Regions from separate parts of the Homo sapiens genome. Here region 2 is linked to region 1. Evidence: chromatin loops called from intact Hi-C (ENCODE). Cell type or tissue: CD14-positive monocyte. All regions are shown on one strand.

What was found. Peaks named below come from ENCODE experiments on the same cell type or tissue, not always from the same donor. Only the 100,000 strongest peaks of a DNase experiment are listed, where the experiment ranks them.
Region 2: a loop joins it to region 1, with 2.8 times the contacts of the local background. A loop is called at or near these places in 4 of 110 quality-filtered maps.

Annotation. Positions count from the first base shown.
Region 1 is chr4:6,871,206-6,876,205 of GRCh38, reverse strand. KIAA0232 reads right to left here. Exons shown (of 10, transcript NM_014743.3): 8 at 4,524-4,632. Among named protein-coding and RNA genes, the nearest start is that of TBC1D14, 36 kb to the left of the region's middle. RefSeq lists a silencer at 1,988-2,147. In CD14-positive monocyte, CTCF peaks have their summits at 1,821 and 2,020 (motif pointing right); DNase peaks (open chromatin) are centred at 525 and 2,055; H3K4me3 peaks cover 355 bases; H3K27ac peaks cover 3,003 bases.
Region 2 is chr4:6,804,798-6,809,797 of GRCh38, reverse strand. All of the region lies in intron 2 of KIAA0232, which reads right to left. Among named protein-coding and RNA genes, the nearest start is that of KIAA0232, 25 kb to the right of the region's middle. In CD14-positive monocyte, no CTCF peak of the experiment used is centred here; DNase peaks (open chromatin) are centred at 2,007 and 2,287; H3K4me3 peaks cover 2,591 bases; H3K27ac peaks cover 4,983 bases.

The DNA of each region.
Region 1 (5,000 bases):
GAGAAACGACACAGGGTCACGTCCTTGTGTGTTCTTCCTCAACAACATACTGAACCATGTATCACATCTATGAATAGGAAAAAGAAATGGTGCTAGCGATTCCATCAGGCAAATGGCCCCACAAAATGGGAAAAAAACTGGGATGAGAAGATATCAAACAAATCCAACGAGCCCAGTAGTTCTCAACCCTGGCTGCATATTCTCATCATCTGGGGGCTTTAGAGAGGCTTAGACTCCTGCCAGAGATTCCAAATGAACTGTCCTGGGCAGGGGCTGGGCACTTTCTGAAAAGCAGATTTGCTCCCAGGCAATTCTAATGCACTGAGAACTGCTGGTCTTCATCCAGAACAGCCTCTTACTCCCCTTACCTCCATGAGAAACATAGCTGGGGCAGAGGCACAGTGCAGAGTAAAAGGAGGAACTTGGCCAGGGTTTTGGACTCTGGCATTGACATTCATGGTGCATTAAGTCCTTTAACACCCTTGAGCATCTACTTCCTCAAAACCAGATCACACCCCCCATCCCCTGCCACAGAGTTGCCACAAGGTAGTTTGACGAGATGACATGCCTGCCCCTTGCACAACACCCCAAAGGACAAGGCTGGAGCAAGTGACTGCTGCGCCCTTCTACCTTGGCACAGAGTAGCGAGGCTGTGCCAAGGGTAAGACCATCTGGGCCCTGCTGGGCTGCTTCCTGCAGCTGCACTGGCCACATGGAAGACTCTCCACAGCTGTTCTCTCTGACGGCTCCAAGAACTCCAAGTTACTAGTTGAGGTTCATGAGAATACCCCAGGCTCTGGGATTAGACAGACTTCAGTCAATTCCAGGTCATGCTATTTACTTGTGATGTAACTTTGCACAAATTATTTAACCTCTTTGAGCCCTAGTATCCTCATCTCTAAGATGAGAACATCACCATTTTCCCTCCTACATTTCTGTGCAAATTCAAAGAGGTGAAGCCTCAAGCACAGTGCCGGGCACACACATTGCACCCATGACCGCTGCTTATCAAAGCCATAGGCTTGGAGGCGTGGTTGCCCTAGGGCGGCTGGGGAGGATGCCATGTGTCCTCTGCTGAGGCTGGGAGGAACCCTGGCTTCATCTCTCCTAAGGAGGCATCTTTTCCTTGGCTGACTTCTCACTCCATGGCCCACTCCATATGGCCACCACTTATACTGGCTGAGGGGCATGGAGTGGATAGGACATGGTTTCCTTGACAAGGATAGCTCAGAGGCAGGCAGGCCCATCTCCACACCCCACTCCTTCATTTTCTCTTCCTGCTTTAGGAATTCTGTACATACAAGAGGGTTTTATTGTGCCACAGGGTATTTGGAAAAGGTGATGCTGAACTGCTGCTGATAGTCTTCATGATGCTCAAGTTGACCACCACCCTGTTTCGGGCTATGACATGCCAGCCACTGTTCTAGGCACTTTACCTTACAATGAGGGCATTCTTCTAGCCTCCTTTTATACATACAGACTACAGAGGCACAGAAAGGCTCAGTCAGCACCCAAAGCCTAATAGCTGGGGAAAGAAGCTCTGGATTCCAATACAGTTCTCAATCCTGGGCCTTTCACCACCTGTCTGTACTGCTTCCCTGCAGGACTCTCTGTCTTTAATGCTAAAATCATCCAGACGCTTACATTACTCGAGTCTTGAAAGCACTGAAAATCCAGGGGCGTGAGCTGTGGAGACTGCTGTTTGGGACGGCACTCCTGGTGCACAGAGTCTACAAGGCCCTCTGTGGTCTGGCTCCCAGCTGCCTGGCTGGCCTCATCCCCACCACACTCCCATGCCATCCCTTCTTTGCCAGTCATGTTGGGGGCATACCCAATGCATTCCTGTCCCTGCACAAGCCACTGCTGCCTGGCACCTCTCCCTGCAGGCAGCCCCAGCTGTCACATGGTCTGTGCCCTATTTCCTCAAGTCCCTGTTGAGAAGGTACCTGAGCAGGGGGAGGACAGGGACACGATCTGTTTGCCTATGCATTCCCAAGTCTAGAACAGTGCCTAACCCAAGTGCTGAAGGGATGCACATATGAATGCGCAGCAAGGCCAGCAGGGGGCAGACTGCACAAAGCTGGGGCTTTCTTATATGGTTACCTGAACAAGCTGCCTCTTTTCTGAGCCTGTTTCCTCGCCTTACTGTAAAGGGGACAATGCTACTCTTCCTTTCCAGAGATGCTGTGAGCTCCCAGGTCAGCCCCTGGCTCAGAGCAGCAACTGCTTGTGATGAATCATATCCAATATTAGAAGCATTAGGAGTCCCCAGCCACTTCTGCTGAGTAGGTAAGTGACTACCTGTTTTCTTGGCTATCCTTCTGAGACTAAATGCCCCAACCCACATAAGCTAAAGAAGGATGCTTCATGATGCTACAGGGCAAATATGCAGGGACTTAACTCACAGTGTGAGCTAAAGGTCATTCAAAAGAAATAATTACCAGTATTTATGCACTGAGAGTTTCTCTATATACCACTTCACTGTAAAAACAAAAATATTATGTACAAACACCAGTATCCACTAAGAGACTGTACAGATAACCAGGAACCTAGAGCTAAGAGGTGAAACTGGATTCTTTACTAACTAATGACAGAAAACTGGACTAAGGGTGCTAAGGTTGCCCTTTACTAAAGAAACATGAACTCTGTGTCTCAAAATCATCCTATGCCACTGCAAGGAATTGGTTCTTTTCCACAAGGTGGCATCCTCCTCTCCCTCCTAGCTCTTCCTGAGAGGTCCTCTGTGGCACAGCTGTGGCCACATCCCACCTTCATTCCATTAACTGTGTCTGTGTCTTGTACTTGCCCAGTTTACCAGACTGGACACACATGAAGGGAAGCTCTGTGTGTCCTACTCCTACTGCCCTGGCATCTACCTTGGTACCAAGTGCAGGCAGCTGCTGTAGAGGGCAAAACTTCTGGACCACAAGAATCACAACCTACATTCTAGCCCATGCTTAATAGTTAACTGTGTGATTTCGGGCAAATTACAGTACTAAACTTGAGACTCAGCTTCCTCATCTGAAAACTAGCGGGGGGCATCTCCTAAGGTTCTTGTGGGAATTATGTAAAAGAAAAGCTTGAGAGCACCTTGCACGCAACCAAGGCTGTCCAGATATGAGCTAATGGTAGGGCGGCAGCAGCAACGGGCCTTCAATAAACGCTGTTCAATCAACGAAGACGCTAACAGTGAAGACTCAGCTCTACGCTCTCCTTATGACCCAGATGAACCTCTGGGAAGGAGGAAGGCAGGGTCCTGGGAAGCTGTCTGTGGCTACAGACCAGAGAACAGCAAACGCTCCACTCCTAAAGAGTCAACCTGGCCAAGCTGGCCTTCCATCCCATCAGCTATAGCCCATGCTGCCGAGGGATGCCAGGGAGGCTTTCCGAGGACAACACAGGCGTGTGCAGGGCATCGTGGCTAGTGAGAGAGAAGTCACTTGGCTCCACACTAACTACAAATTAGCTGAGGGGATGTGACAAACACGTGAACCCGTAAATTTAAATGCAAGAGATTTGCATAACCCCTTCGGGACTCTGACAGGAGACTGGTGTTAAATAAATGTGGTAGCCAATAGAAGCCCAGGAGACCACAATCTGGACAAGCTGAACTTCTTGAGCTAATCAATTCTGGTTGCATCCTTAGTTCCTACTTCTCCCAAAATTTCAATTCAGGGTTTCTTAACAACTTCTGGGTGTCTACCTGGAAGGCCTCACAGACTGCTCATTCAAAAAATACCCTAAACTAAAATCTTCCTCACCGCATCAGCGCCCACTCCTGTCTCCCTCTCTACCTAGACTCCCATAACTACTCCTCATAGAAAGTAATCCAACAAACTCCTCCTCTACAAAACCTCTCGGTCCTGTTTCCTTTTCTCTGTCCCCGCTTTGATTGCCTCAGTCCAGACCTTTAGCGTATGCCTCCCAAACTACTGCAAGGGCTTAAAACCCTGGCCAATAGCCTTCAGTTTTTCAATTCCATTTCCACTCTGTTACTAGAATTGTTCTAAACAACATCTGACCTTGACAACCTCCAATTTAAATCCTGTCAACGGCATTCCCTTCCTGCATGTCAGACGCTACCTAACCTAGCCAAGCCCTCAAACCTTCTGACAGGCTCCTGCCCTGTCTGTCTCTCCCGCGTCAGCTACAACTCAGCTGAGCCATGGAGCCCTGTGCTTTCCCCTGGCGGCGACCCTCCTGCCTCTGTGCAGGCAACTCTCTTCACAGGGACTGCCCGCTGTTTCCTCCTCTGTGACTCAGTGGTGGCTTATACACACCTCATCCATGGTCAGTAACGCTTGGATATATTTCCATGCCTTTCCCCTCCATCAGATTGTGGCTGTTTCAGAGCAGGGCCCAGTTCTCATTCCTCCCTGTGTCCCCAGTGCATGACAAAGTGCTACCCACACAGAAACCTCTTGGTAAATGTTTCTTGGACTGATATTCATAGAAAAAGAAATTATTGCTCTTAACAAATTACAAATTGCAATGAATAAATGAACTAACAAAGGTCTCCTTACCTTCACACTCTGATGCAGGAAAAAGAGGAGAGTACAAGGCTTTTTCCCACCAGGTCTGTTTTTCTTGACTTCTATTCATTCCTTGTATATCAGTGTTCAATACAGGGAACTGTTTAGATTAAACCAAATACAGAAAAAGTTTATAAACTTTCAGGTTAGAGGAAGAATATTCAAGCATTATTAACTACAGATTATAAACCCAGAACTTTTAAACTGGTGAGGTTTTTTGATTTTTCTTTCTTTCTTTTTGAGATAGGGTCTGGCTCTGTCACTCAGGCTGGAGTGTAGTGGCACGATCTTGGCTCACTGCAACCTCCACCTCCAGGGCTCAAGTGATCCTTCCACCTCAGCCTTGCAAGTAGCTGGGACTACAGGCGGGAACCACCATGTCTGGCTCATTTTTTGTGCTTTTTGTAGAAATGGGGTTTCGCCATGTTGGCCAGGCTGGTCTCGAACTCCTGGGCTCAAGCAATCTGC
Region 2 (5,000 bases), 66 kb after region 1:
GCTAGATCGTTATTGGTAATATATAAATATTACTGATTTTTGTATGCCGATTTTGTATCCTGCAACTTTACTGAATTTACTTATTAAATCTAGGAGGTTTTTTGGTGGAGTCTTTAGTTTTTCTAGATATAAGAGCATATTATTGGCAAACAGGGATATAATTTGACCTCCTCTTTTCTAATTTGGATGCCTTTTATTTCTTTCTCTTGCTTAATTTCTCTTACTAGGACTTCCACAAAGGTTTATATCCTTCTCATACTATGTGTTCATCCTGGATTGGCAGGGATGATCAGGGTAATCACTCATCATAATCATTCTGGGACACAGGGTGACAAAATGGCCATTATCTTGAACCCTGCTAGTCTAGGGGGCCAGAGAAAATAAGATCTGCACCAAAGCTGGCACTGGTACTTTGAATGCTTCCTCCTGGAAGTGAGCTACTCACATTTTATGAGTCAAAGCAAGTCTCTTAGCCTCACTTCACTTTAATAGGGCAGGTATCACTAGCCCTAATGACCACTTCAAGGGGTAGAATATGAGGCTGTTAATATTAAGGAAACAACTCTGAAGTCTAACATTATTGAAACCAGCATTCTGGTAAACACAGACAAACTATCAAAGACAATAATAATAGGATCATAAAAGTTTCAGAAAGCACAGACACGGCTGAAACACTAACACCCAACTGGCAATGGAATCATTCCTGCCCTGCCTTCCTGAAGAAGCCCTTTCTAATTATGTAAGGGCATACCACTGTCTTCCTCCCAACACTTATAGAGTGCTGGCTGTCCTCATGACCTGCTGCCTTGTGATGATGTCCTTTTATACTATTCTCTAACTGCCTCCTGGGAATGGGTTCCTCATCAAATAGGCTTAAAGTTCTTCAGGCCAAACTGTGACATCCTCCACATGTACCATTTAGTAGAATGCTTAGGCCTTGGCAGGTGATCAAAACTGTGCTGAACTAACTACTTCCCAAATCTAAATGGAGGAGAATAAATTCTGAAAAAGAGAAGTTTGGTAAATAAAATGATATTCATAATACTAGCAGGTGGGAGAAAAAACCAACTCAGATCACACTCTGAGTCCACAGGCAGGGACTAACTAACATAGGAATTTTAACTCATTCTCTCACGATCCCATGTACTAGAGGTTTCTTGTGTACAAGGCACTGTGCCTGGTGTCAGTGATATCGAGACAATCATGACTCTCTCAGGATTTTCCTTTAGGTATTTACCATCCTGTATTAGCAGGCTTTCGCCTTATGTAAAGCAACTTGTACTCTTCCCACAGAAGCCCTCTACCATTCCCTTTGATCTAGTATGGTACTTCTGCAAGTCATGCTTGAACTCTCTATATTTTTAACTGGTCCTTTCTCACTACAAAGTTCATACTCACATTGCTGGTGTGCTCAGTACCCAAGACACTGCATTACCTGCAACTGTCTTTTCATAATTATTCAATTTGGGTGTTTACAGGACTTTCACATAAGGAAAAGACTTGAGGGGGAAGGCATAAAGGATATATAACATAAAGTAAAAGAAAGAATATAGAAAAGAGCATAAAGAAAACAGATATTTGAAATATTAAGACTCTGGCTTTTGGACTCTATTACTTTTCACCAAAATCCTAAATACTATTTGCCTGGCAAGCCAGAGAGTGCAAACATACAATTAAGTAGTTATACATTTATAAATAATTCTTGTCTGTTATTTTCTTTTTTCTTTTTTGAGACATAGTCTCACTCTGTTGCCCAGGCTAGAGTGTAGTGGCATGATCTCAGCTCACTGAAACCTCTGCCTCCCAGGTTCAAGGGATTCTCCTGCCTCAGCCACCCGAGTAGCTGGGACTACAGGTGCACATCACCACACCTAGCTAATTTTTGTATTTTTAGTAGAGATGGGGTTTCACCATGTTGGCCAGGCTGGTCTCCTGACCTCAAGTGATCCACTTGCCTTGGCCTCCCAAAGTGCTGGGATTACAGGGATGAGTCACTGTGCCTGGCCTTGTCTGTTATTTTCTGATCTCAGCACATGAATTTGGAACTGAAGATAATGCTTATTCTCTTTAGTAGGTAGCCTGGCTCCAAAGCCAATCTACAGCCAGAAGAGAAAATCCATAAAGAATCTACAACCCAAACTGGAATTCAAGCACTGAAAACAGGAACCAAGGGCTATAAACTATGTAAACCGGTTTACCCTAGGTATCTGAAAAGCTACGTAGAAATGGACAATCAGACCTACAGTTTTCTTCCCCATTCTAGAAGTGTGTCAAGTCCCAGGAAATGAATAAGGCTTTTTAAAAAGTAATGTAATCAACAAAACTAGTGTGAGACTTGAGTTCTTTCTACAAAAAGAGGAAAAACTGCATAAAGATTGAGAAATTCCATGCTTACTAGTCATCAGAAATAAACACGTAAGTATATATGCTCCAGTGACAATTAAAATGAATTATTAATATTTTCATAAACAGGATTGTTCTTATAGATAAGATTACTACTTGATAGCAAGAGAAGTAGCAAATATTTTCATAAATTGCAAGCCTGTAACAGATTTGGTTAATCTGGTTGATCTTTATGTTTAAAAGATAAGGAAGAAAAGCTGGATGCCATGGTGTGTGCCTATAATCCTAGCTATTGGAGAAGCTGAGGCAGGAACAACACTTGAGCCCAGGCGTACAGGGCCAACTTGGGCAACATAGCAGGACCCTGTCTTAAATAGATAGATAGATAGATAGATAGATAGATAGATAGATAGATAGATAGACAGACAGACAGACAAAAAGGAAAAACCAATTTTGTAATGATAAAGTGTAGGTGAAAGCGATCAGTTCTACATAGATTCAGAAGTACTAAACAGACTTCTATTAAAACAAAACAAATGAGAGCTAGATCTAGTGTGTAATGAGACTAAATAAAAGGGAAAAGCTTTCTATGCAACCTGGATAAACTTTCCTCTACTGAGGAAATGCTACTGTCAAATGCTCACAGACCTGAAAGTTTCGATCAGCCTGTATGTTCTTATTGTTTTAATTCTTTTTTTTTTTTTTTTTTTTTTTTTTGAGAGGGAGTCTATCTAGCTCTGTCACCCAGGATGGAGTGCAGTGGCATGATCTTGGCTCACTGCAAGCTCCGCCTCCCAGGTTCATGCCATTCTCCTGCCTCAGCCTCCCAAGTAGCTGGGATTATAGACGCCCACCACCACACCCGGCTAATTTTTTGTATTTTTAATACAGACGGGGTTTCACCATGTTAGCAAGGACGGTCTCGATTTCCTGACCTTGTGATCCACCCGCCTCGGCCTCCCAAAGTGCTGGGATTACAGGCATGAGCCACCGCCAGGCCTCTTATTGTTTTGTTACTGTTTGAACTTATTGTTTAATTGTACTATGGAGATGAACTGCTTGTGCAAAGTTACATTGTTTTATGTCTAACTTATACTTGATTCCAGTTATTTGATGATTCTTATTCATCTGTTAATATTTCTGGTTTGAAAAGCTGGACTGCCATATTAAAAATTTTTTTTTACAGGTTATCAAATTATAATAACCAATGTAGACATTTAGTTCACTTAGACCAATTAGATGTCAAAATTCTTTAGCAGGGCTACAAAATGGCAGTTTTTATGCCTTCAAAAAGTTATGGAGATTTAAAAAAATGCCTTTTTTACCTAGCAGGGGTAAACCTCACAGCAGACACTTTACAGGACAAAAGGAGAAAACATTTGGGCCCAAGGGGAAGAGGAAAATGTATACACTTACAACTGAAGCAAATCCTCCTCCTTCCTTGCAAAAGATAACAAAATAGCAACTAAACAAAATGCAAAAACAAGATAAAACAAAATTATTATGAAATTCTAAAAGCTTTTGGAAAAATTGTTGGAAAAGGGACGAAACAACTAAATTTTAGAAATTTAAAAATTTCAATTAGGAAAAATGGAAACATCTACAGATTAAGAAATGCAAAATTTCAAAAACCCTAAGCTTACTTGGAAAAAAACTAAAATAAGTAATTTTTACACTTTTTGAAAATGCAAAAAGCTCCAACATGATGAAACCCACTTTGTCAACGTTGAAACATTTTATCATATAAAATACTATATCATAGTGTACCAAAATAATTTTACAATGTGATACTGTTGGTCCTCAAAATGTCTGGGCATATAAATTCTACAGCTTTCAATTACTAAACTCAAAACCACAAATATCTTCTGAGTTTCAATGAGTGAGGTAAAGGTAGCATAAAATTCTGTAACTCACTGGTAAGACAGTGAGTTAACATTTTTAAAATTACTATAAAAGCCACAGCCAAGTAATACAAATTATAGTTCTCCAAAACGGACTTAGGTAAGAAGCAATACTTCAATAATGTGTTTATATCAGTCAATAATCTAATTCTATATGAAAAGTTTATATGGATTATCTGATTCATATCCTAATAGTTAAAAATTTTAAAGAGTCCAAATAAAATTTTCTGTTTATGCAAAAAGATACACACTAGAGAACTCAGAATAGGATCAAAGTAGTACATATGTTCATTTCTCATCCATTAATTATATGCTTCCAACATTAAATCAAGCCTTTAGATATGGTTCTGAAGATAACTATAGTAATTCTTCTGGACCCTAGGAAGATATTTAAATAAACAGTGTCATCATTTAAAGGATAACTTGCTACACAGTTTCCCCAAAGTATACTCTGGGTGATATAAAAATATATTCCTTTGCCATAAACGTCTTCATTTTGCATAAATTAGGGAAATATCAAAGCTGAAACAAGAGCAGGTTTATTGCAGGACATCTTGAAACCTTTAATAGGCTAATATGCACCCGGAACCTCCAAGAAGGAGAGCATTCATTCATTCATTCATTGACCCGTTTTGCTTCCTTGGAACACAGCTTGGGAAACAGGAGATGTTCTAATCAGAAAGAATTTTCTCCAAGGCCCAAGTTATTAATATAAGCAAGGCATAGATCACCTGACCTGAGGTTTTCATATCCAGA